Regions from separate parts of the Mus musculus genome. Here regions 2 and 3 are each linked to region 1. The links are chromatin loops, found by intact Hi-C in ENCODE. Cell type or tissue: heart. All regions are shown on one strand. Links, peaks and the distances in the headings refer to the core of each region. The heading gives the core; the rest is flanking DNA.

The links. A loop is a pair of places that touch in the nucleus more often than their neighbours do. Peaks named below come from ENCODE experiments on the same cell type or tissue, not always from the same donor. Only the 100,000 strongest peaks of a DNase experiment are listed, where the experiment ranks them.
Region 2: a loop joins it to region 1, with 2.6 times the contacts of the local background. A loop is called at or near these places in 14 of 42 quality-filtered maps.
Region 3: a loop joins it to region 1, with 5 times the contacts of the local background. A loop is called at or near these places in 14 of 42 quality-filtered maps.

The regions. Positions count from the first base shown.
Region 1 is chr14:55,623,833-55,634,131 of GRCm38, reverse strand. Rec8 (REC8 meiotic recombination protein) reads right to left here. Exons shown (of 20, transcript NM_020002.3): 14 at 10,145-10,211; 15 at 9,890-10,056; 16 at 9,735-9,783; 17 at 9,346-9,409; 18 at 9,131-9,247; 19 at 8,953-9,059; 20 at 8,737-8,856. The coding sequence ends at 8,771. Ipo4 (importin 4) reads left to right here. Exons shown (of 30, transcript NM_024267.7): 6 at 1-117; 7 at 355-420; 8 at 526-627; 9 at 715-798; 10 at 1,007-1,171; 11 at 1,779-1,832; 12 at 1,990-2,099; 13 at 2,592-2,700; 14 at 2,861-2,990; 15 at 3,202-3,315; 16 at 3,421-3,534; 17 at 3,717-3,837; 18 at 4,043-4,154; 19 at 4,265-4,383; 11 more. The coding sequence ends at 8,221. Among named protein-coding and RNA genes, the nearest start is that of Ipo4, 6.7 kb to the left of the region's middle. In heart, for the core only: a CTCF peak has its summit at 4,629 (motif pointing left); DNase peaks (open chromatin) are centred at 4,641, 5,761 and 7,260.
Region 2 is chr14:55,753,046-55,763,344 of GRCm38, reverse strand. Nop9 (NOP9 nucleolar protein) reads right to left here. Exons shown (of 10, transcript NM_026403.3): 8 at 10,297-10,299; 9 at 9,980-10,085; 10 at 7,711-9,704. The coding sequence ends at 9,547. It overlaps Cideb (cell death-inducing DNA fragmentation factor, alpha subunit-like effector B), which reads left to right and starts at 4,921. Exons shown (of 5, transcript NM_009894.3): 1 at 4,921-5,093; 2 at 5,359-5,503; 3 at 8,074-8,220; 4 at 8,444-8,634; 5 at 8,774-9,293. The coding sequence starts at 5,053. The coding sequence ends at 8,909. It overlaps Ltb4r2 (leukotriene B4 receptor 2), which reads right to left and starts at 1,917. Exons shown (of 2, transcript NM_020490.2): 1 at 1,801-1,917; 2 at 116-1,437. The coding sequence starts at 1,421. The coding sequence ends at 339. In heart, for the core only: CTCF peaks have their summits at 2,983 (motif pointing right) and 4,629 (motif pointing right); a DNase peak (open chromatin) is centred at 2,994; H3K4me3 peaks cover 1,804 bases; H3K27ac peaks cover 1,169 bases; H3K27me3 peaks cover 1,526 bases.
Region 3 is chr14:55,741,284-55,751,582 of GRCm38, reverse strand. Dhrs1 (dehydrogenase/reductase (SDR family) member 1) reads left to right here and starts at 5,899. Exons shown (of 9, transcript NM_026819.3): 1 at 5,899-6,142; 2 at 6,495-6,665; 3 at 7,782-7,925; 4 at 8,050-8,129; 5 at 10,268-10,299. The coding sequence starts at 6,516. Nop9 (NOP9 nucleolar protein) reads right to left here and starts at 5,890. Exons shown (of 10, transcript NM_026403.3): 1 at 5,563-5,890; 2 at 4,973-5,422; 3 at 2,141-2,251; 4 at 1,450-1,591; 5 at 338-530. The coding sequence starts at 5,809. In heart, for the core only: CTCF peaks have their summits at 5,667 and 5,870; DNase peaks (open chromatin) are centred at 5,912, 6,563 and 7,702; H3K4me3 peaks cover 2,403 bases; H3K27ac peaks cover 1,484 bases.

The sequences.
Region 1 (10,299 bases), core at 1,443-9,442:
CACGAGCTGCTTCAGCTTCTGAATGAGACGCTCAGTGACGTCAGCTTTCCCGGAGTGCTCTTCTACTCCCTGCGCACTCTGACTGCCATCGCCCGCTATGTCAGGCCGGATGATGTGGTAAGTAAGACGCTGCCTGTATCTCTCGGTTTCGTGCCCTCGCTTTCAGAAGTCTTGGCCCAAGCTGCTTTCGAGTTTTATTCCGCCTCCCGTTCTTCCTAAGGGTTGAGGGCATAGCGTGTTAGCTGGGCCTGGCTGGCTCCTTAGATGGAGGCTTTGAGGAAGCCTCCAGCTCCTGGCTTCTGGGATGAGACCACCTGCGCTTTATGTGATTACGCTCATTCCTGTGTCTTCCAGTCTCTTGCACGGATGTTGGTGCCCAAAGTCGTTACGGCACTGAGGACTCTGATCCCCTTAGATGAGGTAAGGACAGACGGGAGGGGTCTCCTTTTGGAAGGAAAATGGAGGCACAAGCACCATGGTCCCCTAGAGGAGCGAGTACCCTGTGACTTACTTGTCTGTCTGCAGGTAAAGGCCTGTGAGGCCCTGGAGGCCCTGGATGAAATGCTGGAGACAGAGTTGCCCATCATCAACCCCCACCTCTCTGAGGTCCTCACGTTTTGCCTGGAGGTGAGCCCGGGGTGGGTGCTGCTCCTGCTCGCTGGTTTGCCGTTAAGTTTTCTTGCTTGTTTCTGATTCTTGTCGGTGTCTGTATAGGTGGCTAAGAATGTGGCCCTTGGCGAACCACTCCGCGTACGTGTTCTCTGCTGCCTCACTTTCTTGGTCAAAGTCAAAAGTAAGGTACGTTCCCTCTGGGGAAGTTACCCCATCCTGCTGTCTCCGCCATTAGTTGTGTTTGTAGGCTTAGTCCTGCTCGAGCCCTGGCCCAGCCTTCTCTCCCTGCCTAGGAGACGGGGAGTCTCTGGCTGGGGTCCTTGTGGTTGGGAGGCTGGGATTTTCCCATGAGCCTGTTCTGGGAAGATGCTCAAGGCTAGCCCTCCCCTCTTAGGCCTTACTAAAGAACCGCCTCGTGCCTCCCTTGCTGCACGCCCTTTTCCCCCTCATGGCTGCTGAGCCACCCATGGGCCAACTGGATCCTGAAGATCAAGATTCGGATGACGATGACTTGGAGATCGGGCTGATGGGGGAGACTCCCAAGCACTTTGCTGTACAGGTGATGTATTGGCCTTCTCGTCACTGTCACCCAATACTCAGAGAAACAGACACCTTAAGGGGAGGAAGTATTTTCATGGCTTCGGAGATTTCCATTTACTGTGGTGGGAAAGGAATAGCCAAACAGTGGTTCAGGCCTCGGCAAACCAGAACCATTCACGTTATGGATAGAAGGCAGAGAAGGGGTATACAAGGAGGAGACAGGGCAAGATAGCTCCCATAGGATGTGGCCCCAACTAAGCTCTGCCTTCTGCCTTTGGCTCCTCCTAGTGACTGGCATTAGATTAAGAGATTAACTCATCTTGAGGTCAGAGCTCTCCTGATCTAATTGGCTCTGAAAATATCATCACAGTTTGTCTCCTAAGCACTTCCCAGTTCAGTCAAGTGGATTATTAAAATCAGCCATCGCACCCAGCTGACCTGGTGGACACCTGTAAGCTCAGTCCCCAGCCCTTGGGAGGCTGAGGTAGAACTGTAAGCTTTGGGCAGTCTGAGCCATCCTGTCGCCACAAACATAGAAGCAGCCATCACAGGTGGATCCTGGGGCTGGGTGTTAAATAAGAAGTGGAGGTTAGAGATGGAGTCACAGTCTACCTGGCTCTCCTCAGGTTGTGGACATGCTGGCACTACATCTTCCCCCTGAGAAGCTCTGTCCCCATGTGGTAAGTGTGACTCTCTTGCTCTTACTGGCCCTAGGTAGGTATAGTCCCTTAAAGAAAGCCAAGGGTATTTGGGTATAGATCGTTGTGATGAGCCTGTTGAGAAAGTAGCAGGCAGACTCGTGCTGGGCTCTCAAGAATGTTCCATGTTCTTCCCTAGATGCCCATGCTGGAAGAAGCCTTGCGGAGCGAGGACCCATACCAGCGCAAAGCAGGATTCCTGGTGTTGGCTGTGCTGTCTGATGGTGCAGGCGACCACATCAGGCAGAGGTATTATATTCCATTCCTGTCTCAGGGTGAGCAGAGTCACATGGAGAGGGTGGATGTACATCCTCTGGCTGTCCTGCTACCCCTGTTTCAGTGTAACTAGTTTTATTGGTTATTTTTTGCTTGCTTGCTTGAGATAGGGACTCACTGTGTAGCCTTGACTGGCCTGGAATTCATAGAGAACTGCCTATATCTGCCTCCCAGTGCTGGGATTAAAGATGTGCGTCATCACACCTAGGCCAGCCTTTGTTTTGTTTGTTTGTTTGTTTGTTTGTTTGTTTGTTTGTTTTTAATAGTTTTTTGAGACAGGCTTCTTCAGGGAGCCCTGACTGTCCTGGAATTCACTGTGTAGATCAGGCTGGCCTCAAACGTAGAGATCTGCCTTCCTCTGCTTCCCAAGTGCTGGGATTAAAAGTGCGCCACCACCATGGGGCTGAGACTAGGCTTCCTCTGTCCTGTCCCTCAGACTTTGTTCTTCTGTCCTGCCCCATTCAGACTGCTGTACCCACTGCTACAGATTGTGTGCAAGGGCCTGGATGACCCCTCACAGATTGTTCGTAATGCTGCTCTGTTCGCCCTGGGCCAGTTTTCAGAGAACTTACAGGTCAGCAAAGCTAAATGCAGATGACTACCCCTCTGCTCCACCCCCAAGGCTGGGGGACCCTTGTCCCTTAAACTCTCATCTCTTCGGATGCTGCTGCTGCCATTGGCAGGGGGTGCTCTGTAGGTGAGCCTGACCAGGGTCCTGCTTGCTTCTTCCCCAGCCCCATATCAGCAGCTACTCTGAGGAGGTGATGCCCCTTCTCCTCTCCTACCTGAAGTCAGTGCCGATGGGAAACACACACCACCTGGCCAAGGCCTGCTATGCTCTGGAGAATTTTGTGGAGAACCTAGGTAGTGATGATGGCTGCTGAGAAAACGGGAGGAGGGGAGCAGCACACTGACTAAAGGAGGCACATGGTGCATCTTCCTGAGTTGCTCGCTGCCTGCTGGGAATGAGGGGTGGGGGATGGTCGCACGGGCTGTCAGGCTAAAGGAGGTCAATTTTGCAAAAGCTTAGAGACCTGAGTTGCTTAGTAAAAAAAAACCAAAAACATTCCCACAGGGCCCAAAGTGCAGCCCTACCTTCCGGAGCTTATGGAATGTATGCTGCAGCCATTGAAGAACCCCAGCAAAGCCCGGACCAAGGAGCTAGCTGTGAGCGCCATAGGGGCCATTGGTGAGTCAGAGGACCAAGGAGGCAAAAGTGTGGCTTCGCCCAGAGTCTGTGTCAGGCAGACCCCAGGCCTTGCTGCTTCTGACTGTGTTCTATCCGGTCCTGCAGCCACAGCGGCCCAGGATTCCCTGCTGCCCTACTTCCCTACCATCATGGATCTTCTCCGGGAGTTCTTGTTGACAGGCCACGAAGACTTTCATCTTGTGCAGATCCAGAGCCTGGGTAAGGCCGCTGTCACCTGGTGCTGACCTGATCTCTCCCAGGGCACTTGGGTGTCTTCCTTTGATGAGCAAGTGCTCTCCATGCTTTCCCAGAGAGTAGGGTAGAATACTCCTGAGCGCCTTCCACTCGCCACCCTTGGTTTTCTGGTCTCTGTCCACGTATCAGTGCTCTTGCTCCCACAGAGACCCTGGGAGTGCTAGCACGAGCCCTGGGAGAGTCCATGAAGCCCCTGGCTGAGGAATGCTGTCAGCTTGGGCTAGGGTTATGCATCCATATAGATGACCCTGACGTGAGGCGCTGCACGTGAGTGACCTTTCAGCCTGCCCCGCCTCTCTCCTGCCGCCTACTCACTAGATTGACAGTCCCCTTCCCAGATTCCCAGACACCAATCCTTCAGGTTTGGACACAGCCAGGTTTCCTGGACTTCCCCCCTGCCTCCCCCCACCGTTTTGTCTGTCTGTCTGTCTATAGCAGGCAGTACCATACCGAGTCTCTCTACCTTTATCAGGTACAGCCTGTTTGCAGCCTTATCAGGGTTAATGGGAGAGGGCTTGGGACCCTACCTGCCTCAGATTACCACGCTCATGCTGCTGTCGCTGCGCTCCACTGAGGGCATTGTGGTGAGCAGAGGGTGGGTGTGCTGGGTCAGTTAGGCCAGGCTAGCCCTGTGGAGGGATTTCTCTCCTGGTCCCACCCGAGGCAAAGTCCCCGATCTGCTTGCTTTATCTAGCCACAGTATGACGGGATCAGCTCCTTCCTGCTGTTTGATGACGACAGCGAAGCAGAAGAGGAGGAGGAGCTCATGGATGAAGATATGGAAGAGGAGGGGGATGACTCTGAGATCTCGGGGTAGGAGGGGTGCTCTTCTACTTGAGTGTAGGTTTTGAGCCAGAGGGGGTGGCACACGCCTTTAATTCTAGCACTCAGGAGGCAGAGGCAGCAGGATCTCTGAGTTCAAGGCCAGCCTGATCTACAGAGTGAGTTCCATACACAAAGAAATCCTATCTAGAAAAAAACAAAAACCAACCAGACAACAAATACGTGGTCTTTGATGGTGGTTGTAGCCCCAGTGTTAGGTCTGCCCCCTGCTGGCAGGCGTCGTCACTGCCTCCCCATCCTTCCTTAGGTATAGTGTGGAGAATGCCTTCTTTGATGAGAAAGAAGACACCTGCACCGCCCTGGGGGAGATCTCCATGAACACCTGGTGAGCAGCAGCCCTTCCACAGTGCTGGGTACCACACCCAGCATCCCTCTCCTCACTGCTGTGTGTCTCTCCATAGTGTGGCTTTTCTCCCATTCATGGATGCCACCTTCGATGAAGTATACAAACTGCTGGAGGTAAGTTAGAGGCATCCCCACGCCCCAGTTAGGGTCAGCTTCACCTTGCCCATGCCAGGCATACACCTGCCCTCTTGGTTCCAGTGCCCTCATATGAATGTGCGGAAGTCAGCTTACGAAGCGCTGGGACAGTTCTGCTGTGCACTGCATAAGGCCTCTCAGAGAAGCTCCTCAGATCCCAGCAGCAGTCCCGGTGAGGAGGAGACGTAGCAGGCTGGGAGCCCTGGGGAGTGGCCGGGCCTGACCAAGGCTCCCACCAATTGTGTCTCCAGTTCTGCAGACCTCCCTGGCTCGAGTGATGCCAGCTTACATGCAGGCCGTGAAAGTAGAAAGGGAGCGCCCAGTGGTGATGGCCGTGCTGGAGTCCCTGACAGGGGTGCTGCGCACCTGCGGCAGCCTTGCACTGCAGCCTCCTGGGCGGCTCAGTGAGCTCTGCAACGTGCTCAAGGCTGTGCTGCAGAAAAAGGTGGGCAGGGGGGAGGGAATGGCGGCCATGGGAAGAGGTGTCGGGCCCCAGGAGACTGGACTGTCGGAGGCTCTAAGTCCTCTGCCCACCTTACCCCTACTGTGGAAAGGAGCAGGTAGGGGACCTCAAGCTCAGCTGAATCCGTCTTCCACAGACGGCCTGTCAGGACGCCGAGGAGGATGATGACGAAGATGATGACCAGGTGAGAGCTACAGATAAGAGTGGCCTAGACCGAGGGCCAGCAGTGGGCGGTTCATGCATTGAGCTCAGCCTGTGGGAGCTAGGGCTGCTAAGAGAAGCTGGTGCTTTCCAGAGTGCCACCTCCATCCGAGAAGGGCAGTGAGGAGCTCAAAGGCCAGGCAGGCACTGAGGCTGGGCAGGGTTGGGAGTGATAAACGACGGCTATAAAAAAGCCAACCTGGTATTGGCAGCTCAGCCTGTGTGTGAAGTCAGGGCCAGTCGGCAGCCCCCGAAGCGTCTGCAGCCAGTGGCATAGCGGGGTGGGGAGGTGTGTGATCCCTGAGTTGGCCCAGTGCCTCAAGTCCCTTTCCTGGCTCCACAGGCAGAGTATGACGCCATGTTACTAGAACATGCTGGAGAGGCCATTCCCGTCCTGGCAGCCACAGCTGGAGGACACGCCTTCGCTCCCTTCTTTGCCACGTTCTTGCCATTGTTGCTGTGTAAGACGGTGAGTGCTGTCGTCCAGCCTGACGTCGGAGTCTGCCTATGTATACATGCTGTGCCTGCACCCTTCCAGCTCTGCCACCATGCTGATGTGCACTCCTTCACCCTCCCTATAGAAACAGAGCTGTACAGTGGCAGAGAAGTCCTTTGCTGTGGGAACCCTGGCAGAGTCCATTCAGGGTCTAGGGACCGCCTCAGCCCAGTTTGTGTCTCGGCTGTTCCCTGTGCTGTTAAACAATGCCCGGGAAGCAGACCCTGAGGTGCGGAGCAATGCCATCTTTGGGTTGGGCGTACTGGCAGAGCATGGCGGCTGCCCTGCTCAGGAGTATCCTATGCCTGCAAGAGGGGAAATGGGGTTGGAAGTGAGCCCAGAGATTTGGTGAGGTGCTGCTGCAGGGTGAAGTCTACCAGTGTGTGTATGCATTCCTTAACTATGGACCAGCCACTTCCCTAAGCTACTGGGCCTCCTTTTGCCCCTGCTGGCAAGGGAGCGACATGATCGAGTCCGTGATAACATCTGCGGGGCTCTTGCCCGTGTACTGATGGCCAGTCCAGTAGGAAAAACGGAGCCCCAGGTAAAGGACAAGGCATCAGGTCGGGGTGGAGGGAGGCCAAGGATGGGAAAAGGGACAGGACGTGTGGGCCTGAGATTTCTGTGTATCCAGGTGCTGGCTACCCTGCTACGTGCCCTGCCCCTGAAGGAAGACATGGAGGAGTGGCTCACTATAGGTCACCTCTTCAGCTTCCTGCACCAGAACAATCCTGAGCAGGTAACCCTATTGCTGGAGCTAAGAACCAAGGGAGTGTTAGGCTCCAAGCTAAGGCACAGGCAGAGGAGATGTTACTGGTAACTGGTGCATGGTGAATTTCAGGTTAATTTCTGGCATTCACTCTACAGGCCAGGCTGGCCTCAAATTCACAGAGATCTGCCTGTTTCTGCCTCCCGTTTCATGCCTCTGCTGGGAATTAAAGGCATGCACCACCACTGCCCAGCTGACATTCTTCTACTCTTGTTTTCATTTTGCCTTCTTCCTGAGACAGGGTCTTCTGCATCGCTGACTGGCCCAGCTTCTTACAGAGCTGAGGGTGGCCCTGAGCCCTCAGTCCTCCCGTCCCTCCCTCTGCCTCCCGAGCGCTGGGGTCACCGGCACGGCACACATTTCTGTTTATAATTTTAGCAGTGCTGAGGATGACACCCCGTCTTCATGCCTGCCAGGCAAGCACTCCTACCAGCTGAGCTGCAGCCTTGGCTTCTGTTTTCCTTTTTGTCCACAGAGTTGGCATAAAGTCCGATGAGTGTTTCCCCGGAGCTTCTCTGGTTCTTCTCTCAGGCCAAGCCACCAGTCACAACTTTCCTAGGCTGCTTTCCTAGGTCAGGGGTAGGAAAAGCATTGGCTAGGGAGCCCTGGCCGCTGCTCACCACCCACCATAGATTCCATCTGGCACATCCAGCTGCCTCGGTGGGGACCCGTGCCCTGCGGTTCTGTCACCGTGTGTCTTGGGTTTTTAGTGTTGGGAGTATTTGGATTCTGGGTTTTACTTGCTCTTTTGTTGTTGTTGTTGTTTTGGTTTTTTGTTGTTGTTGTTTTTCGAGACAGCGTTTCTCTGTATAATTCTGGCTGTCCTGGAACTCACTCTGTAGATCAGACTGGCCTCGAACTCAGAAATCCACCTGCCTCTGCCTCCCAAGTGCTGGGATTAAATGCTCTTGAAGCTGACATCTTTGGTTACACATCTTAACCTCTAAAAAGAGGTTGTTACCATGTTTCTTTATTCGGGTTGTGTTGGGTGTCAGTTCAGACAAGCTCACAGGCTTCTGTCCTTGGTTTCAACGGCCTGCTCTAAGCCCTGCTTCGCTGCCCCGGTTGACCAGTTCTATTCCATAGGTTGTGGATGTGGCTTCAGAACTCCTGCGCATCTGCAGCCTGATCCTGCCGGACAACCGGATCCCTCCAGGTGAGGCCGACAGAGGGCAAGGGAGAGTGGGGACAGGCAGGGCTCAGAGAGCCTGAGGTACTATGGGCGGAGGAACCAGGTCCTTCATCAGGCCTCTCTCTATTCTACCCAGACACCAAGGCGGCCCTGCTGCTGCTCCTGACGTTCCTGGCCAAGCAGCACACCGACAGCTTCCACACAGCCCTGGGCTCTCTGCCAAATGATAAAGCTCAGGAACTTCAGGCCATGATGGGCCTCACTTAAGACTATAGGCCACAGGGGCCAGGGGTCCGAAGACCGAGGTCAGCCCTGGTCCAGTTCACCTTACCAAAGACTCTATCCATTGAAGTCAACTGTGCTGTTTTAACAGGGGTGTCTCTGGGGCTGGACATCATACTATAATAAAGCAGAGCTGTGACATCATACTATAATAAAGCAGAGCTGTGACATCATACTATAAGGAAGCAGCTGTGACGTCATACTATAAGAAAGCAGAGCTGTGACGTCATACTATAATAAAGGTGGCCTGTCTTCTGCTTGGACACTAGCTTTCTGCACAAAGGCTAGAGGTATGTGTTCAGAGCTGAGACTGGGAAGGGAGGGGCTGCGCTGAGGACATACTGTCCCTGCAGAAGTCAGAATGCGGTCCACCCCCACTGGACGGCTCAGACAGCCTTGAGCTCCAGAGGTTTAATTCCCTCATTCCCTTGCACATCTGGCTGGCACACACACATAATTTAAAATTAAAAATAAATCTTGAAAAAAAAAAAGAGGCAAAGTCCAGTGAGGCAGGATATGGTTTAATGAACTTGCTCAGGGGAATTTGGGTCCAGGACGAATCAGGAGGGGCCCATATGGCTTCTGTTGTTCCACAAGAAGGATCTTCTGTGTGGACAGCACTGGTCAGAAAAGAAGGCAGGTCACCACAGTATCTAGAGTGTGCTGTAGCAGCCTCTGGCCGGCCTGCCTGTCCCTGCTTTCTTGTACCCACTCACCCAAGAGCAGATAGAAGACCCGAGAAGCCAACTTTCGGGGGCTGAGAGGGGGCACCAGGCTGCTGAAGTCCAGCTCCTTGTTGGCCTGCAGTTTCAGTGCTACTGCCCTGCAGGAATGGAGGGGTGTCAGCTGGGATAACAGCCTGGTCCCACCCCTAGAGGGAAGCCTCTCGGATACCTGAGCACAGCCTCTGAAGAGAGTTCAGGCCTTGGGGGCATCTCCATGGGCACTTCAGGAAGTTCAGGCAGCATGGGCAGTGCAGGGGGCTCGGGCTGCCCCTCCTCAGACCAGGCCCTAGGAAACCAAAGGAATCAGGGAGGGGGGCAGGTAGTCATGACAGTGACAAAGGTGGGGGCCACTAGGCTGTGCGCTTGCGCCACCAGGATGCTTACCACCATTCTGGGGGGATGAGGCTAGTACGAGACTTTTCATCTTCTGCTGCTTCTAGGGAGAGCTCTGTTGAGGGAGAGAGCACTGAGGGAGCCTGCTTGACTCTGAGGAATTGGGGGGCCTTGTAGCCAGACTAGAGGTGTAGTTCAGTGGTGAAGCATTTGCCTGACATGACAAGGCCCAGTGTTCAGTCTCGGGGACTACAAAGCTTCCCTCATGATCTGGAGCCTAGTTTAGACGTGTACAAAAGCGGGAGTGCTGGAGAATCAAATCTATGCTTTCACGTTCTGCGTGCTCCCTCGCTGTCAGACATGGCCTCAGCAGCTAGGGCACTAGCTGCCTGAGACTGGTTAGGACTGTCTCCATTCTCCCCTCCTGTCCAAGTGCTTACCTGAAGACAGCATGAGGGGACCACTGGGCTCCTGGGCCTCCCTCAGAACCTGCAGGCGGGAGAGCAAGAGCTGAGGCCCAAGCACCGAGTGTCGGGATCTCAGTGTGGTGTGCATGAGGAGGCAGCCGGAGCTCGCCAGGGCTGGGGGGCGTCACCTCGATCTCGCTCAGAGCTTCAGTCTTTCTCCTCTCTTCCTCATCTGCTGCTCTCTCTTCCTCCACTGTCTCCTCAGTCTCCAGCTGTGGCCTTTGTCTGAGCATTCTTTGGGGGACCTGGGCACAGTGTGTCCATAAACCTAGGAGTTCTGGGGGTAGCCAGCCAGCTGACAAGAGAGGAAATGGGTTTCAATCATAAAACTGAAGCTCCCAGGCTCTGAAGCTCCCACCTGCTCCAGTCTTCACCATTCTTACAGAGAGTTGGGGTTCTGAAGAGCTCCGCTGGGCTTGTGAGCATCCTCTTGGGAGGCTGGGCCACTGGCTGCAAGATGGTGGAAGGCCATTGGCCCTTTTATGAGCAAGCCCCTTCTTCCTGCCCCTCCTTTGCCATCCTTAGTTCCCAGGGCCCC
Region 2 (10,299 bases), core at 1,238-9,237, 130 kb before region 1:
GACCTGTCTTGGTAGAGCTTGAGAGAGCTTCAGTACACTCCAGGAGCACACTTAAGCCATCAGCGAATGGCTTCCCAGGGTATTTCACAAGAATAGCTACTGGCAACGTGTAAATAGTGTTGGTACACGGATCCAGGCTGTACTGTAAGCACAAATTTTGAACATAGGCCACAGTCACCCTCACAATGCCATGGTTTGGAGGAATCAGGTTCAGATAGAGAAATCCTTATTCAGCCAAACTCAAACTGCAATCAGAGAAGGGTCCTCAAGTACTCCAGAGCTCTGGGAACACAATGAAAAGTGGTAGGGGAGCCCCAAGGTGGGGTTTAGGGTCTTGTCTACCATTCTTGACTGTCTTTCTCCGTCTTGCCCCCATCTCCGCCTCCAGGGTCTCCATTGCCCCTGCCCTGCCCCATTACTTTCAGCTTAGGAGTAGTTCGGAGTTCCATGGTACCCTCCCTAGAGCGGCTGCCCCCTCGGGCCTCCCCAGAGCCCTCGAAGAGTCGAGTAAGGAACCGAGGCCCGGCCCGCGGCAGCAAATCCCCCGCAGTGAAGACATAGAGCACTGGGTTGACGCTGGAACTGAAGAAAGCCAAGGCTGTAGTTCCAGCGCGCGCCGCCTGGCCCGCCCCGCCGAGCCTGGCCAGGGGTCCTTCCGGCGGAGCGAGCGCGGCCACCGCCTGTAGGAGATTGACCGCGTGGTAGGGAGCCCAGAGCAAGCCAAAGGCCAGCACGATGGCGCTCACCAGACGACCCACCCGTGTGCCTTGTCGCCCCGAGCCCCAGCGCGCTCCTCGCAACCGCGCCAGCGTCACGCCATAGCAGCCGAGCACGGTCCCAAAAGGCAAGACGAAGGCAGTCAGGGTCTCCAGGCTCAGATGAGCAGCTGCGTGCACTGGCGATGGGTGGCACAGCTGACACACGCGCCCGCCCCAGAGGTGGCGGTAGACCGCGGCCGGGACGGCGAGCACCAGGGCGGCCAGCCAGACCCCCAGCAGCAAGCGGCGGGCCAGGGCCGGGCTGCGCAGTCGGGGAGCCAGGAAGGGCCGAGTGACAGCCAGGCAGCGCTGCAGGCTGAGCAGGCCGGTGAGCAGCACGCTGGCGTACATGCTGAGCGCGCACACGTAGTACACCGCCTTGCAGCCCACCTGGCCCAAGGGCCAAGCCTCTTGGCTGAGGAAAGCCACAAAGAGCGGCGTGAGCAGCAGCACCGCGCCGTCGGCCAGGGCCAGGTGCAGCACAAGTGTGGCCGCCAGTGGCCGGCCCGCCGTGGGCCGCCAGCCCGCTAAGCTCCATACTACGAAGCCATTGCCTGGCAGTCCCAGCAACGCCGCCAGCAGTAGAAAGGCAGTGCCGGTGGCCCGCGAGCCCTTCCAGCTCAGTAGTGTCTCATTCCCAGGCGGACGGTAGCAGACAGACATCCTTCTAGGGGGAGAGCTGCAAGAATCCAGGGAAGGGGACATTCAGGATTGGGGCAAAAGCCCACACGACCTCTGATGCTAGATGAGAAGGAGCGTGCCTCCCCCAAGTTCTCGTCACCTTGCCTCTCTTCTCTCCAAGAAACCAATTCAAACAGCTCCTTAGAACCTGTGGCTTCTGTCCTCAGTCAAACCTTCCCACCTTGGTATGTTCCCAGAGGTCGCTGGTACCAAGGCACTGGTGTTCCCCAGTTCCGTTGTAGACAGTCACTGTCTCCACTTCTGGCCTTCTGCATACCTGCCTCTGTATCTAATCTCAGTCTTTGTATCTCAGGGCTAAGGTGGCTGTAAGGAGTAAAGGAGAATGGGCAGATCTACTTACCCGCTGGGAGAGAACAGCATTGGGGGGCGCAGAGAGATTTAGGAAGGTGACAGGTGAAGCCAGCTGCTGTGGATGAGGTGCCTAATCCTGCCCCGTGCCTGTCACATTTGCGGAGAGGATGAGTCAAGAATGGAGAGGGACAAGATGGTGCTCACCCTGGGCCCTCCTTCATCCTACTCCTTCCCATCACTGACAGGCCCAGGCATGTGGAGGCCAGCCTCCCCAGGAAGCAGGATAAGGCTGAGGTGCAGAGAAGGCTCAGCCTGCGGAGAAGAGCAGTTGTACCTGCTAACGACTGCTCCCACATCTCCCCACCTCTGGCCCCAGTCCTTTCAGCCCACCTCCTGCAATGTTTATGTTCTATCTAGCCTCCATGGCTTGCAGGCAACAGAGAAGTAACCCAAACAAGGCGCTCTCCCAGCTGCTCTCCTTTTGCTTGTTTCAACCTTCCGTTCCTGCGGAGTGTCCTCTTCTGCTTCAGTTTCTTTGGGGGCCTGTCAGAGCCCCTCCACCCTACAGCTATTACTCAGTTGCCGGTGACATTTCAGTGTAATACATGATGCTCAGGCCTAAGGCTATGCATTTGGGTAATAAGAGCTTACAACCTGGTTTAGGGGTGGAGATCATAACACTGGGGAGGGACGGAACATATTAAGATCAGGAAGAAAAAAAAAAAAAGATCAGGAAGAAGGCTGAAGAAATGGCTCAGTGGCTAAGAACATTTGCTGCTCAGCCAGAGGACCTGGGTTTGTTTTCCAGCACCGTGTTAGGCAGCTCATAACTATTTGGAATTCTAGCTCAATAGATTCTAACACTGACTCTGACCTCCACCTCTCTCTCTCTCTCTCTCTCTCTCTCTGTGTGTGTGTGTGTGTGTGTGTGTGTGTGTGTGTGTGTGTGTGTGTCACACACACCAGGAAGAGGAGAACAATCCAATGCATTGCTCCCCATGACTAGCCATCAGGACCCTGAGGTATACAGAATACCTAAGGCAGAATAAAACTAGGGCATGCCCATTGAGGGAGGATTGCCCTAGAGGTGTTATACCCCTATAATTTGCCCTTGATTGGTGCCTGAAGTGGCCCTGGCTGGGGCTCCAGCTGGCATGAGAAATGAAGCTGGCTAGGTCACAAAGCTGTCCAGGCACTTTGTGTTTCTCAGGTGTAAAGGGCTGCAATATATGTGCCGCCACTAGATGGTGCTAAACCTCTTTGTGCGCAGCTGCGAGAACACAGCCAGCCAAAGCCACCAGTCCGTCTCCGGGGCTTTTGCCCAACCCCTGGGGGCTTTAACCTATCCCCAGGGTGCATGAGGATCATGGGTGTTGCTACCAGTCCTAGTTTAGACACGTCACCAAAAGTATTTAAGCCACACACTTTCTGAGCCTTCTTTGTCTACCTCACTATGTTTAAGAAGTAAAAGTTAACCGTGGAAGAACCTGGTGTGTCCTGTGTTTATTTCCCGCGGGACGGGGATAAGCTCGGGATACTCAGGACTCAAGAAGCTAGGGAACTAGGAGAGCCTTGGAGGCTCCCAGTCAGGAGAACAGGGACTGTGCTCAGTTAAGGGGTTTACTAACAGTAAATCTCAGTTTCTGTGCAATTATCCATCGTGGCTACAGTTAACATCAGACATGAAACCTTGGCCATCACAACTAAAATTCTTAGACTGAGGAGAGGCTCAGTCCTTGCTATACAAGTGTGAGGACCTGTATTCGGCACCCAGAAACCATCTTAAAGGGGTACATGGGTTGTAATCCTGGTGTTGGCAGATGGAAACAAGTGGGTTTCTAGGGCTCACTGGCCAATGATCCTAACCAGCACAGCAATTTCCAGGCCTATTGAAGACCTTGTCTAAAAGAAAGAAAGAAAGAAAGAAAGAAAGAAAGAAAGAAAGAAAGAAAGAAAGAAAGAAAGAAAGAAAGAAAGAAAGAAAGAAAGGAAGGGAGAGAGAGAGAGAGAGAGAGAGAGAGAAGGGAGGGAGGGAGGGAGGAAGGAAGGAAGGAAGGAGGAAGGAAGGAAGAAAGAAAGAAAGAAAGAAAGAGAGAGAGAGAGAAGGGAGGGAGGGAGGGAGGAAGGAAGGAAGGAGGAAGGAAGGAAGGAAGGAAGGAAGGAAGAAAGAAAGAAAGAAAGAAAGAAAGAAAGAAAGAAAGAAAGAAAGAAAGAAAGAGAGAGAGAAAGGAAGGAAGGAAGAAAAGAAAAAGAAAGATAAAAAGAAAATAAAGAAAAAGTTGTTACCCGAGGAACAATATCCAAGTCCTCCAGCTTCCATATGCATGTGTTCTCTCTCTCTCTGTCTCTCTCTCTGTGCTAAAGGCTAAAGTCCTGACACTCCTCTGATTAGTGTAGTGGGGATCATAGCTGGAGATACATTTTGGGGGTGAGGGGTGGTCTTTTGAGACAGGGTTTCTCTGTGCAGTCCTGACTGTCCTGGAACTCACTCTGTAGGACAGGCTGGCCTCGAACTCAAGAGATCCACCCATCTCTGCCTCCCAAGTGCTGGGATTAAAGGTGTGCGCCACCACTGCCCTGCTGGAGATACATTTTTAATTAGCAAACCAAAAAAGATGAGAGTAGTGTTGGCTCATAGACACTGAAGCAGGCATTTCAAGAGAATAAAGCCAGAAAGAAAAAATGTTTAGCCAATCCTTCTCCAACCAAAGAGCGGATACGCAGGAAGGCCAGGGTTCCAGAAAGGATCCTGGTGATGCTGGTTCTGTAGATCAGAATCCAGTCTCTCATCAGACACAGTGTCCCTCCTTTCATAGTCTCCAAGTCTCTTCAGCACATTTAGCCCAGGCTTTTCCAAAGACTGAAGTTTATAACTTTCCAGTAGGTGGCGGCAGTCAGCAGGGCTCACATGGAATGTTCCATCTCTGGGATTGTGGGCCAGAAACTGTTCTAACGCTGTTCTAATAGGAAGATGAGTTCAAGGTGGCCAGTGTGGACTATAAAGTAAAACTGTATTTGGATGAGGGGGCGGCGGATCAAATATCTAACTTCATCCTTCACATCTCTAAAGAGACACAAACGGCGGACTTTGGTTACTTCTACCACTTCACATAGGCTCCTCCTCCTACCCTCTTCGACTTTGTCCCTCTTACTGACCAGGCAAGGGGGTCAGAGTCCACGCTTGACTCACCTCTCACTTTACCAGGGCTAAGATCTCAGCTTTATACAAAAAAGCAAGAACAACAGAGAAGCACCCAGCCCCAAAGCAACAGGGAGAGAGTCACCTCCCCCATCCCTCTGCATGGAGTACCTTTCAGCCTTCAACCCCAATGGCCTGCTAAGGTGATGTCTAACCCTTGCCTCTATATGTCAACCCTAGGGATATGGGCAGACAAGGCAAAACAGCCCAGGAAGACTCACTTCCCTATCTCCTCTACAGATTTCTCTCTTTTTCCCTCTGACTCTTAAATTACTATTTTGTTCTCCCTCTAAGTCTCTCCTTTGGATCTGTAAACCTAGACCCTCTAGCTACCCCACCCCCCACCATTATCAACAAGTTTGCCAACCCCCCCCCCCTCCTTACTCCTGTTTTGTTTCCAACCATCAGGTCAGTATCCACTGTGAGCTCGGAGTTAAGCCGTAGGGTCTGGAACTCAGCTCCTCCACCTCAGCGACCCTTCCGTGTCTGTGATCATAAGCGGACAGTCCGGAAAGGACTGACAGCTGCCAGCCTCCAAGAACTGCTAGATAAGGTAAGTGGTCAAACTTCTGGGTTCCTAGAACAAGGAAGCCATGGGACTCATGATAGTGGGGTCAGGGAGCAGGAAGTGTGCAGGCTCCATGATTGCCACACCTTCAGAGGTCGAAGAAACAGTAAGCCAGTGACCTGTTTGCATTTGAGTAAATTAGTCTCTGAGTAGTAGGCTTTCTTTGGCAGAGGAACAGTAGGTAACAAGGGCTGGAGAGATGGGCTCAGAAGTCATGGCAACTTGTATGTCTTTTCATAGTGCTAGGAATCAAAACTCTAGGCGAGGGCTCTGCCACCGATTTAAATTCCCAGCCCTTGATTTCTATGAAAAAGCCAATTTCAAATCCTGTTTCTGCCACTTGTTAGCTGTCAAACAATGGGAAAATATTCAACCTATCAAAACCTATTGTTTTGTTTTTCAAACAGGCTCTCACTTTTTAGCTCAGGCTGACCTTGAACTCAAGAATAGAATCCTCTTGCTTCAGGCTTCCAAACACTGAGATTAAAGACGCATGCCTCAAAACCTAAAAAAACTCTTTCAATGTTGGGCATCAAAGCCAGGTCTTTCAGCAGACTGGGCAAACAATTTCTTCTGAAGCGCAGCTCCAGCCTTCAGTTTGTCTACACAAGGGTCGAATAAACTGTCTTTTACAATTACTGAATAAATGGAAAGTCCTTATAGTTGACAGACATGGACAGGGGATGTATCTCAGCTTTTATCTTTTTAATGAGGTCAGTCAACAGACAACTGGAGCAGATGTTTATTTAACAATCTAGTTAGTAAAGCTAAGCAGAATCCTCTGGAGATTAGAGTGGCCTGCCCTAAGGAGGGAAGCAGCCCGAGGTGTGTTGTGCTAGGTGACTTGAGGTTAGGTGGCTTTCTTCCCCAAATCACAGTGGACTGGGCCTGCCTTTTGGAGTATTTTCTCATGTGGTCCCTACGAAAAGAGGTGAGGGAAAGGAGAGAGAGCCCAGCAGTGAAGAGCATGCACTGCTCTTCCAGAGACCCAGGTTGAGTTTCCCAGCACCTACCTGGTGGCTCACAACCACGTAACGCCAGCTCCAGAGAATCCAATGCCCTCTTCTCCACACATTCACATAAGCATAGTTCCCATAAACATTTAACAATAAAAATTTAGGGGCTGGAGAGATGGCTCAGTGGGTAAGAGCATTGACTGTTCGTCCAGAGGTCCTGAGTTCAAATCCCAGCAACCACGTGGTGGCTCACAACCATCTGTAATAGGACCTGATGCCCTCTTCTGGAGTGTCTGAAGACAACTACAGTGTACTCATATAAATAAAATAAATCTTTAAAAATAAAATAAAAATTTAAAGGAAGCTGTGTCAAGCCACAGGATAATCAATGTGAGGTCAGGTCTGTTTAAGATTCCCTTTGATAGTGTTTACACATTGGTCAAAACCCTGGGGCCTCAGTTTCTGGTGCAAGGGAATGACTTAAGCACAGCTTCAAGGATGCTCAGTCACAAGAGGTCTATCAGAAGGCACAGCCACTAAGATGTATGGTTACCTCCGCCCAGCTCCTTCCCTACAGGGTGGTCCTGCGGAATCTGATTCCTGGGAGAGGTGCAGGTTTTAGGAGCTATCCTTAAAACTGAAGTAGAGCTGGCCAACCAATCACATGTTTTAGACCAGCACCTCGTGCTTGCTCCTTGAGAGGGCCTTACAGGAGTCAGTGAGAGCCCCGCTCCTCCTGGTCACCTTGACTGTTTCTACCCAGCCAAAGCCTTTTCTTTCTCACCCAATTGTTCCTAGCCTCACTACCTTAACCCTGACGTTCCTTCTATGGCTCACACGTTTGCACTTGGCAAACAGTTTCACTTGGCCTCAGGAAGGTTAAATGGTGCTAACTTAGAAAACAATTGTAGAGAACAGGAAAGCATAGGACGACACTGCAGATAAGATAGATCAGACAGGTTTCATCTGGACAGACTTGGAGTCAGGGTCCAAAACTGTTGAAGTCTGGTTTTAAACTTCTGGACTCCAGTGATCCCCCTGCCTCTGCCTCCTGAGCAGCCAGGACTGTAGGCGTACTACCACACCCGGCTATGACTGATTTGTCATTCAGTTCCAGTAGGAGTGGCTCAGAGAGGAGCAAGAGTAGGTACGGAGGGAGGGAAGGAGGGAAGGAGGGTAGATAGGTAGGTCTGCTCTGTGAAGGTCTATCAACAGCTACCATTTCTGTTGGGTGGTCATGGTCTCACATACTTTTAATCCCAGAACATGGGAGGCAGAGGCCAGTGACTCTCTTGAGTTTGAGGCCAGCCTGGTCTACAGACCAAGTTCCAGGACAGCCAAAGCTACACAAAGAAAGAACTGCAACTTTTAGGAAGGATGAGATGAAGTGTTCATGTCTACAATCCCAGGACCCAGCAAACTAACACAGAATTGCTAAGTTTGGGAGCAGGCTGCACTACACCAACACCCTGTCTCAAAAAAAGAAATAAACAAACAAAACCCCTACAGGGAAGATGGCAAAACACCTGGAGGTAGAGCTGATATGCCAACCAGCGTGAGGCTGACGGGGCCTCCCTTCCTGCCTCTTGTCACTGACAGGTCCTGGAGACCTTGCTGCTACGTGGAGTGCTAACACTGGTCCTGGAGGAGGATGGGACTGCTGTGGACAGTGAGGACTTCTTCCAGCTGCTGGAGGACGACACGTGCTTGATGGTGCTTGAGCAGGGCCAGAGCTGGAGCCCCAAGGTGAGAGCCCCACAGTGGGGCTGCTTAGGTCTCCACTCCTTTCTGGTCCTCCCTGGCTTCTTCCCTGGCCTACCACTGACCTGTGGGGGCACAGGCTCTGGGGAGCTGTGAAGGACATCAACCATTAGATGACATTGGGAAGACAGATCCGGCACTGACAGGATTAGTGGTGGTTCCCAGGGTATGAGGGCAGGTCCACTTCAATGATGAGAATGTCCCACAGAGTGGGATGTTGTCATACGGCCTAGGACGGGAGAAGCCAAAACACAGCAAGGACATCGCCCGCATCACCTTCGATGTGTACAAGCAAAATCCCCGAGACCTCTTTGGCAGCCTCAACGTGAAAGCTACATTCTATGGACTCTACTCCATGAGCTGTGATTTCCAAGGAGTTGGCCCTAAAAGAGTACTCAGGTCAGAGACCAATCTGTCATGCAACCCTCGGATCCATGTATCCCATAAACTCCCCCTTATCAGCCCCCCACACCAAAGCATCCAACCCCGACCTCCTTGCAGCTTCCTTTAACTCTCTGATCTCCACTCTGCCCTCCAGGGAGCTCCTCCGTTGGACTTCCTCGCTGCTGCAAGGCCTGGGCCATATGCTGCTGGGCATCTCCTCCACCCTTCGCCATGTGGTGGAGGGGGCTGATCGATGGCAGTGGCACGGGCAGAGACACCTCCACTCCTAATGAGATCATGCTTTGAGCCTGTGCTGAAAGACTGGTTCCATGTGACACAGGAGGGTAGTAAAGGCACCATCAGGCTTGGGGTCTGCAGTGTACCCTAGGTAACCAAGCTGACTCCATCCTAACAGATCTGCACACTGCCTTGTTCCTCTGGCCTGTACATCTTCCTGAAGAATGCTACCTGTCTTCCCTCCACTCCTGCCTTCCACATACCCTGCAGAACCACAGCCTTGTCCCCTGCATCCTGATCCCACCGTAATCGCTGCTTCATCTAGGTTCTTACTGACGCCTACCCCTAAGATCCTGCATACCAACGGCCACTGTCCCTAGCTTTACTACAAGATAACTTTCCCCTAAAAAATAAAATAAAAATATTTCCAAGAAAAATACAAAAGTCTTTACCAGTATGTCTTGGGAGAGGGGAGAGAATAGCAGATGGACATAGAGATTAACAAGATCTAGCTGCCACAGAGCAGGCTAGCCTTGAATTCTTGATATTCTTGTTTTACCCTCTGGAATAGTAGGTTTACAGTTTTGTGCATGTTACTACATCTGGCTGCAGTAAGACTTTTGGATCCAATGTAAACAGGAAGGGTAAGCATGTTCCCCTCCCCATCAAGACCGAGTCCCGTTGCAAGTCTCAGTCTTCAAGTATAGAGCTCAATGCCCGCCTCCGCTTGGCCACAGTACTTTGCTGTTGTTCCCAAGCCTCTCGCCTCTTCAAGAAGGTAGTAAGGGCCACATTTCGAGCCACATGGTGGCCAAAAGGATCTTGAATCAACTCCTGGTTCTTTTCTCCTGCAAAGAAAACCACTCCTACTTAGCATCACCCATGTTTAAAGACAAACTCTACTTGAGGTAAAGGGCCATCCATTTTCAATCAACACTGGCCTGAAACAGGAATTACAGAACACCTCACCCATTAAAGCCGGATAAAGGGGAGGAGTAAGAGACTACACAACATCTCTGCAGAATGCAGAACCAGACTGCACTTTTGAAATCTGCTGAACCAATCAGCTACCGGGTACAGAAGGAGCCTAGAAACCACTCACCCAATTGGCAGTGGTACTCACCCAATTCAGCAGCAATTTCCTTCCGAGCCCCCAAAGCTGCTCCACTCCAGATGGCATCTAATACACGGCTGCCATGGCGGCTACAGGCAAGAGCCACATACTGTCCCTGAATAGAGACAAGGAAGGTAAAGTCCCTCCAGGGAAGTACACAGGTGTGTTCTGGAAACGGAGAAATAACTTCAGAAGCCCTGAGAGGCACAGTTTAAACAACACAGGAACTATGGACTGATCCTGCCTCCAGCTCTCAGGTCCAATCCTGAGATTGGCAGCTCATTTCTCTAAAGCAGTAACGGAGGGGACTAGAGCACAAGTCTAACCTT
Region 3 (10,299 bases), core at 1,144-9,143, 120 kb before region 1:
ACACCGTTTCTCTGTCTGAATAACTTCTCATGGGGGATAGGTAGTAATGTGTCAGAGAAGTACAGAGACCAGCACACAATAAAATGATGCCCCAAAGCAGGGCACTGGTGGTGCACACCTTTGATCTCAGCAGTCAGGATGCAGACATAGATGGATCTTGTTGAGTTCAAGACCAGCTTGATTTACAGAGCAAGTTCTAAGGGCTACAGAGAAACCCTTTCTCAAAAAACCAAATAATAAAAATAATAAAATAGCAAATAAGTAAGTAAGTAAATAAATAAATAAGGCCCAATGATTAAGAATAGCAGAAGAGACCCAGGCCACGTTTCCAACTCACCAGCTCAGGGGAAGTGATTGCATCCAGCAAGCGCTGCAAAGGGAAGTTCGCAATGGGATGCTCAGCCAAGGAGCATAGCTGACCCTGGAAGTGGTCCTTATAGAGGCGCTGGAGTCTCTCTGCTTCTAATACCAGCAGCACCTGCTCCAAGAGTCTAGAGCTCGTCTGATCCCGAAGAAACAGGAGTAGAGGGCTAGAGGTAAGAAGAGTGAGACCGGGGCTAGAGAGGCAGCTCTGTGGTTAATAGTCCTTAATGTTCCTGCAGAGGACCTGGCTTCACAGGCCCTCTCCTGCCCTCCACTACAAACACAGTACACATACATATACACAGGCAAAAGACTCATACAAGTGAAGTAAAAATGAAGTCTTTTCTTAAAGAGCTGGGTTTGATGGTGCACACCTTTAAGCTCAGCATTCAAGAGGCAGAATTGAGTTCATGGCCAACCTGGTGTATATAGTGAGTTCTAAGCCAGCCAGTGCTACATAGTGAGACCCTGTCTCACATAGATGAAGGATGAGACTGGGGCTTGAGAGATGGCTCAGTGGTTAAGAGCACGTACTTACTGCTCTTGCAGAGGACCTAAGAAGTTCAGTTCCACCGGACAGTGGTGGCGCACACCTTTAGTCCCAGCACTCGGGAGGCAGAGACAGGCGGATTTCTGAGTTCGAGGCCACCTGGTCTACAAAATGAGTTCCAGGACAGTCAGGGCCACAGAGAAACCCTGTCTTCAAAAAACCAAAAAAAAAAAAAAACCAAAAAAAAAAAAAAAAAACTCAAAAAATCACCACCACCAACAACAAAAGGTTCAGTTCCCAGCATGCACAAGGCTTAAAATAAAATTAAGTCAGACATGGCTGACTTTATTCCCAGCACCCAGGAGACAGAGGCAGAAGGATCTCTGTGACTTTGAGACTGGCTAGGACTGGCTAGGGATACACAATGAGACTGTACCTCCCAAGTACTGGGGTTAAGTTGTGTGTCACCGCCCAGCGATAAGTATTTTTGGGGAGATCAAAGAGTGTAAACTCACCCAGAAATAGCTACACCACATTATCTCATTTGTCTCAGACAACACCCCCAGCTGTGGTGACCCCTGAAGACATGATCACACCTGCCATCTGCTGAAGAATTCCGAGAACTCAGGTAATCAATGACTGCATCGCAGAGGTGGGCACAGTGCTGAGGTAATTTTTGGTGGAGGACTTGTAAGGCCACCTGAAGACAAAAGCTGGAGATCTTGTCGGTGATAAATACTGTAGGAAACGCAGAAAGAATTTAATACCTTGTCCCAAACCCAGATTACCTGTACAACCTCAAAGCTCAGCCAACAAGGAAGATTACATATACAAAAATATCAACAGAAGAATGCCTTATAGCATTAAACCTGACAGGTGTTAAGATAGGAATGACCTGATGTAAGGGTCCTGCTTGGTGGGAACCCCCAGAGAAGACCCTAGACACCTTTTCTACTTCCCTTCTGCGATGGTTCCTCTTGACTGTCCACTTGATGGGATTTACAATCACCATGGAAACTAACTTCTGGGCATTTCTGTGAGTAAGTTTCTGGAATAGGTCTATGAAGGTGAGCACACCACCTGTGGGCAAATGTGGGTAGCACCACCCATAAGAGCAGCATTTATCCACCTGCTTCCTGACTTGATAAGAGTGTAGCTTTACCATGATAACCTCCCTGACATAACAGACTATACCCTCCAGCTGGGAGTCTAACTTTTTCTTCCTTAAGTCACTTTGATCCGGTATTTCCCTCTGAAACATGTAAAGTAATTAATACATCTTTTTACCAGCAATGTCCTTCAGAAAGCAGGCGCTCAGGTCCTGAAGGCGATTCAAGAAGGTTTTAGGAACCTCAAAATCAGTTGGTTTACATTCCCGAGCTGAAGTCCTCTGTGTTTCTAAAGAAAGACCAAGAACATGAACAACAATGAGATTACAGATAGCCAAGTGTTGGAGTTCGTCAAAAGACCCTCTTGCTCACAAAAACTACAGAGACGGCCATCGCTGCAAACTACATGAGGATTTTTATTATTCCAACATGTTGGGGACTCCCCTCCCAGCATGCAGGCAAGAAGAAAGACCTAGAACAAAGAACACACTTTTTTATACCTTTGTAAGAGGCAGATACAAGCAACAGGGTAGTGGTCTTATTTTCATTGGTGTAGCAAGTAACCTTTTCAGGCATTGGTTGGTTTGTATAGTGACTAAGTAACCCTTTGGCCTAGTGACTCACTTTGCCTGCCCCCATGGTGGGTTATTATGATTTGGTCAGCAAAGCAGTAATACATTTTGAACTTATGGGTCAGTCACAGCTATTCACAGGGAATCCTAGCAAGATCAGGGCGGCTTGTGATTTATCTCGAAATTTAAACTGAGGCAGGGTTTCTAAGACTGTTATCTGTGTTATAGCTCATTTTTGAGAATAGCTAATCTTGCTCTGGCAGCTATGGTCATCATGCTCTCTTGGTCAGTCCTCTCAGATGGGGAAGGGGCCGGGTGGTATTGAACTATTGAACTTGCTTACATTGGCAGGGAAAGGGGAAATTCCTCAAGCAGCAGGGGGAAGGGGAAAGCTTCTGCAAACAGCTTTGGTGCACATGAGCCAAGCTAAAGACTATTATTTCTTCCCAAGTAGGAAGGAAAGCACCACAGAAGAATAAGGGCTCAGCTTGGAGATGCAGGACAGGTGAGTGCCTCTTGTGGAGGAGTAAAATATTCTTTCATTTTTTTCTCCAAGGATCTTAAACTCCCTTCCCTATGGTCCAGGGCTCAAATTTCTCAGCCAGGATTTATAGTATACCAAAACCAGACTTCACTTATACTCTCTAAGTGTGTTTTCCAGTACTTTTAGTTCTGCTTTTGTTTGTTTGTTTGCTTGCTTGTTTTTGTTTTTTGAGACAGGGTTTCTCTGTGTAGCCCTGGCTGTCCTAGAACTCACTCTGTAGACCAGGCTGACCTCGAACTCAGAAATCCACCTGCCTCTTCCTCCCAAGTGCTGGGATTAAAGGCGTGCACCACCACTGCCCAGCTCTTCAGTATTTTTAAATGTAGGTTACATTCTATGACTATAACAAGAAACAAAGTTAGTGGTCTCAATTAGCATTTTTATTTTAATTTTTATCTTTTTATATGCATTACATCCTATCCATTCCTTTATCTCCACTCCTACCCAGTTCCCACCTCCCCACCTTCCCTCTCCCCCAGATCCACTCTTTCTGTTTCCCTTCGAAAAACAAAACAAACAGGCCTCCCAGGGATATCAATCAAACATGGCATAACGGATTACAGTAAGACTCCGCACAGATGCTCACATCAAGACTGGATGAGGAGACTCAGGAGGAGTAAAAGTGCTCTCAGTGTAGGCAAGAGGTAGAGATATTCCCCACTCCCACTGTTGTCCAAGCTGCACAACCATAATGTATATGCAAAGGGCCCAGCTCAGATCTATCCAGGGTCGGAGATTATTACTTTAGTCTCTGTGAGCCCCTATGAGCCTGCGTAGTTGATTCTGTGAGTCATGTATTTGTGGTGGCCTCAATCCCTCTGGCTCCTAGAATCCTTCTTCCCCCTCTTCTGCGAGGTTCCCCCTAGTGTTTGACTGTAGGTCTCTGCATCTGCTCCCATCAGTAATTAGCTTTTTTTTTTTTTTTTTAAGATAGAGAATAAAATTTAAAAGGAAAGAAAATATCAGAAAAAGAGGTAGCATGTGGAAAGGGTAAGGGTATCTTTTTCTGAACTTTTGCTTAGATCCAACATCCACACACAAATCACATTAGGGTTAGAAACAAACTTCCCAGCCAGGTGGAAAGGCATACGCCCGTAATGTCAGTATTAGAGAGGCTGAGGCAGAAAGTCAATAAACTGGACACCAGCATAAGCTTACATAGTAAGTTCAGACCAGCATGTGCTACACAGTAAGAACTTGCCCAAAAAACAAAGCAGCCGCCAAGTGGTGGCGCACACCTTTAATCCTAGCACTTGGGAGGCAGAGGCAGGTGGAGCTCTGAGTTCAAGGCCAGTTTAGTTAGGCATGGTAGCAGCACAAGCCTGCAATCCCAGCACTTGGAAGGCAGGAGCGAGCAGGAGCATCAAGGCCAGCCTGTGCTACAACCCAAGTCAAAAGCCAGCAGGGCTATCTGGGAGACTCTGTCTCCAAAGAAAGTATCGGAGCCGGGAAGGTTATGATAAGAGTGATTGCTACTAAGCCTGACAACCTGAGTTCAATACCCAGAACCCACATGGTGGAAGGGGAGAACTGACACCCACAAAGTCGTCTTCTCCCCTCCACAAGAACACTCCAGAAGGCACACACATTCGAGTGTGTACACATGCCCAGACGTATTTAAAAAAAAAAAAATTCTTACTCTGAGTTGTGGAAATAAAAATGTGAAACACATTGCTCCCTCTGTGTCTCTGCTAGTAATAGTTGGTCCTTGAATTCAAGTGTATCCATCCTTACTAGGCACACTATACTTTGGCCTTCCAGGTTCTGCCCCAAGGGTCTGCTGATTCTTTACGGTCAAGTTTCACCACAAAGATGAACTCTTCTGTTTACTGGCTTCGGAACTTCCTGACCACTCCTGCTCACCAACCCCTCTTCCCTTTCTTACAGTACTTACCAGACGACTGGGAGCCACGGGGCTTGCCTCTCTCGGACTCCAAAAGAGTACCTCCCAAGACCTGCAGCAGAGTTCTGACCACGAAGCTGCCATGCGTGTCTCCACAGAAGAACAGAAAATCATCACACACTTCAGCGGCTAGTCCCAGGACTAGCTCCTCCAGAGTTTGCGAGGGACCACCCTCCTCCTCTTCCTCCTCCTCCTCCTCTGCCTCCGCAGGACGCCTCAGCAATCGAGGTAGCTGCAGCAAAGCACTTTGTAATACGTGGACCCCACACCGATGACAAGCCACGAAGCGCAAGTTGGGGCGCAGAGCGGCCCACACTCGACACAGGGGTTTCAAAGGACTGAACCCCAAAAGCTCCTGCAGCATTTCGCTACCAGTCCTGTTCGTGGCCAAGGCTAGAGCCTGAGCCTCCACTTCCTTCAAAATATTGCGCGCCATCAACTCTTTAAAAAAAAAAAATGGGGTCATAAATAAACCGTTAGGCTGAGAGGAGGAGAAGACTTACCCATCACTTAGCCAAGACCTCCCCTGAAAGTTCGGCGTGTGGGTTTTCCACTTAACCCACGGCGTTAGCTGCTCCTACCTCGTTCTTCGGCGGCGTCGGGAGCCACTTTTAGCGCTGACAGCGCCCGTCGGAAATATCCAAGAGCCTCCGGGCTCAGATGCGGGAGAGCCTCGGGGGCCTGCTCCGCACGCGCGGCTGCCGGCAGCCGGGGATAACCATCGCGGCCGGGAGGGGGACGTCCCGAACCCCGGGCCGCGCGTCCCCGCCGGCCGGCACCCGAGAACTGGCGTCGCGCTTTGTGAGCGGAACGCGGCCCCAACCCCATGCGTGCTTTGGGACCAGCCGTTCACGCTTCCCGGTTGCAGCTCCCACAACCGCCGGCGCGCTCCGGACGCACGGGGACGTCATGAGTCTGCGACGGGGCGGGCGGGAGGGCATGATGGGCGTGGCTGCAGGTCGCCCTTCCCCATTTGCGGACTCCACCCCACTGGGTCTGACCCTGGAACTCCAGGGCTATCTTTGACTGGTTCCATATCATCGTTATCCGCACCCGGACTTCCATCCAGGCACGCACTCCAACGTGGCAAGAATCAAAGTTCTCAAACTATAGATCTGGCGATCTGGGCAGAAAGAAACCCAGAGGCTGCGTCTGCTGCTGGTAAGGCTCTGACCACTTCAGGGGTCAGGGATTCGCGGTTCTCCGTGGGTCTGGACGGGTAGCCAGAACTCCAGAGAGCCCAGGACTCTTCGTGGCCATACCCTGTTAGGCTGCATTGCCAGATTCCCTACCAAGTCAGCTTCACTCAGAGGTTCGTGATAGTATTGTGTGTAACGCTGGAGAGTCCTGGGACTCTCCTAAAAGGACAGCCTGGCCTGAGACTTTGACTCAGGTATCCTTCTGTCAAATTTCTCTCCCCTCAAAATAGTCCAAACTTGTCTAGCCCTCACAGAGACCTGGATTCAGCACACAATCTACAGGATTCCCTCAAAGCGACTCTTTACCTCCACAGATATCCCCTTTGATGTGAGTCATGGTAGCGCCTATGAAGGGCCAAGTGTGTGTGGTAACTGGTGCCTCCAGGGGTATTGGCCGTGGCATTGCCTTACAGCTTTGCAAAGCAGGTGCCACAGTTTACATTACCGGCCGCCATCTGGATACGCTTAGAGCTACTGCCCAGGAGGTAAGTGACCACCTGAATTAATCACTGTGATTACTATACCCCCCCCAACAAATCGCAATGTTTACTGAATACCATAAATAATAATCTAGGATTGATTTTTTTTCTACCAAGAGAGCTTAATGGGAAGAAAAATCTTTCTGTTTGAGAGTTTCAGGTTTTGCAAAGAAAAAAAAATTGTACTGGTGGCTTCCTCTAATTTTCCTCTTCCCTGGCATTGGGTTTTGCATGCCTTTGATGCCAGCACTCAGGAGCCAGAACCTCTCTGTGATTTCAAGGTCTACATAGTGAGTTCCAAACCGGCTACAGAGTGAGACCTTGTGGGGAGGAAAAAAGCCGGCATGGCATGCATGCCTATATAACCCAGCACTGGAGACATTGGGCCAGGAGATTTCAAGTTGAAGGTCAGCTTGAGCTATGTAGTAAGACCCTCTCAAAAAAGCTCTTAGGCTTTAGTTGGCTTAGATTGGTGATCCAGTTAGAAGACGATTTAAGTTTTAGATAGTTCACCCTGGCTGGATTGTGAAGAAGTGACTTGAAGAAAAAGACTTGAAGTCAGGCGAGGCATTGCTGCAGTTTGAGCAGGACAGAAGCAGGACCCTGGGCTCACCCCTGGAGAATAGGTACTCTTCTTCCTCTGGTGGGAGGGTCACATTTTTCAGAGGCAAGGCAAAATAGGAAGTAGCAGTAGTTTATGCCTAATAGCTTTAGTTTTTCACTGTGGAGTCAGAGCATTGGTTGAGTGAGGGAAGGAGCAGAGGCTGAGTAAGAATTCCAAGTGAGCAGCAAGGGAGTCGGAAAGGACAAAGAGGATGGTTACTTCTGTCTGAGAGTGGACGCCATGCCTCATCTCTTGCCTGGAATTAGCAGAATAATTACAAAGTAAGGTCTTGCATATGGTAGCCCTCAGTGAAAGCGGATGTTAAATCTGAAGTCCAATGTACCTTGCTCTGTTGTGGGAGGTGCCATTGTGGTGAAATTCCTAAAGCGGACACCAGAGGGAGCCATTGCATGGCCATGTCCCAGCTGTTGGCTGAGTCCTGAGCTCTCAGTTCCTAAACTTCACTGGAGTTCGGAAAGTGACACTGCTGTGAACTCATCCTCGCTGTCCCTCTCCAGGCACAGTCCCTCGGGGGCCGGTGTGTACCCGTGGTGTGTGATTCAAGCCAGGAGAGTGAAGTGAAAAGCCTGTTCGAGCAAGTAGATCGGGAACAGAAAGGGCGGCTAGATGTTCTGGTCAATAATGCCTATGCTGGCGTCCAGGTAACCTTTTAACTCGATCCAACTCTACATTCCAAATCCACCCTTGAGTCTTTATCTCCATTCGTGGTCCCATTAGCCAGCCCTTTATACCTTCATGCCAATCAGTCACCCTTATGTCTTCTAGGCAATCCTGAACACCACCAACAAGTCTTTCTGGGAAGTGCCTGCCTCCATTTGGGATGACATAAACAATGTTGGACTCAGGTGTGTGCTTCACTGCCAGAGCCTGGGCTCCTCTTGTTTAGTAGCCCCAGAGCCTGGGCCTTTTCCTATAAGGACTTTCTCCTCTGGCTTCCCCATCTCTTTCAACTCCGTTCTACTCCATTTGTCCCACTTACTCCTGGAGAAGTCCCATGCCTGTGGGTTTGCACCTAAGAATATAACCTTTTTTTTTCCCCCACGTGTGTACGTGAGCATGCATATGTGATAGGGGTGTGTAGGTGTGTTTCTGTGCCTACCTTGGTGCATGCAGAGATCCGAAGACAAGTCCAGAGAGTCAGTTCTCTTTCTCCACATCTTTCTGTGAGTTTCGGGCTTGAGCTTGGCTTTCCCGGCCTGCACAGGAAGCAGCCTTTGCCTACTGAGCCACCTCAGCCTGGGAATGGCAGTCTTTGCTTTGTCTCAGTTTGTCTTTTTTGCTTTGGTTTGATTTGGTTTGGTTTTTGAGACAGGGTTTCTCCGTGTAGCCTTGGCAGTCCAGAAGTTCTCTCTATAAACCAGGCTGATCGTGAACTCAGAGATCTGCCTGCCAAGTGCTGGGATTAAAGGCATGCCCTACCTCCCAACTCAGGGTTTTCTGACAAGATGGCAGCCTCGTTCCAGCCTCATTCTTTGCCCATCCAAGTACAAGTCCCAGAAGGAGGATTCTCTCAGTGTTGCACACAGCCCATGGGCTATGTTTTAAAAAACTATTAGAAGGAAAGCTCAAATGATTAAAAGGATGGACCAATTAATGTAGCGTGTCTATGCCCCTGTCGGTTGTGATCACTCCACACGTGTCATTCTACTTCCTTCTAATTCATTCTCAGCCCTGCTGCCCTCTCCATCCCTCGCCTCTCAGCGAGGTCTCTCTTCTCCCGTTAGTCCTGTCACTTGTTTCCTGTTTCCCTCTCTATTTCCCACCTTCCTCAGAGAGCTTCCTTCCCTGTATACGTGTGTATACATGTATAGTTTTAAACCTAGGGTCCACATATGAGAGATAACATGGTATTTGCCTTTCTGAGTCGAGCTTACTTTGCCAGATGTGGTGGTGCACGCCTTTAATCCCAGCACTCAGGAGGCAGAGGCAGGCATATCTCTGTGAGTTTGAGGCCAGCATGGTACACTAGTATCAGGACACCCAGGGCTATGTAAAGAGACCCTATCTCAGAAATAGTAACCACAATAATAATTGGTTTTTGGTTGTATCCATTTTCCTGCAAAAGAGGTGGTTTCATTTTTCTTCTTCTTCCCATTAATTTATTTTTTCACATCCTCGTCACTCCTTCCAACCCCACACCCTTTTCTTTACAGCTGTATAAAATTCCATTTTGTATCTGTACCACCTTCTCCACTCCATTTATCCACCCATTAGTGGATGGACATCTAGGTTGGTTCTATCTCTAGACTGTTGTGAGTAGGTCAGCTGTAAAGATGCAAATCTCTGTGTGGTTTGTTCACTTAGAGCCCTGCCCAAGTGTAGGGAGGTTGGGTGGTGATCTGTCTGTTTCTGAGAAATCCCTGTCTCGCCATCAGCAGTGACTAGGCTTCTCCTTTGCCCACACCATCACCGGCCCTTGGGAACTGTTTGCTTGATGAAAGCCACTCTGACTAGGAGGAAATGGAATCTGAAATTAGTTTTAATTTACATTTCCCCTTGTGGCTATGGTTATCGAACATTTTCTGGGTATTTATGTGGCTATTTGCATCTCTTCTTTGAGAACTTTCTATTCATCTCATCTGCTCATTTTATTACATGGTCTCATCTAGCCCAAGCTGGCCTCAAACTCACTGTGTAGCCAAGGGTGTCCCAATTCTCCCGCCTTCACCTTCATGGTGCTGAGATTATAAGTTTGTTCCATGAACCCAGCTGACCAGATACATGGCTTGACACACCCAAGAACTATCTTATGTTTACGGTGCAAGAGCCCCATTATATGTCATGCATACTCTCTCTTGTCTACCATTAATTGTATCAGGTTTTCCCTTGGAATGGCCTATACCTGATTTCCCTGGTCTTCAGCTATTGCTATGCAGCCTCTATACTGACCACAGATACTGAGGACTTGAGAAGCAACTGAACCAGCATTCACACAATTCATTCCTTCTTCTTCTTCTTCTTCTTCTTCCCTGACCCTGTCTAGAGGCCACTACTTATGCTCTGTGTATGGGGCAC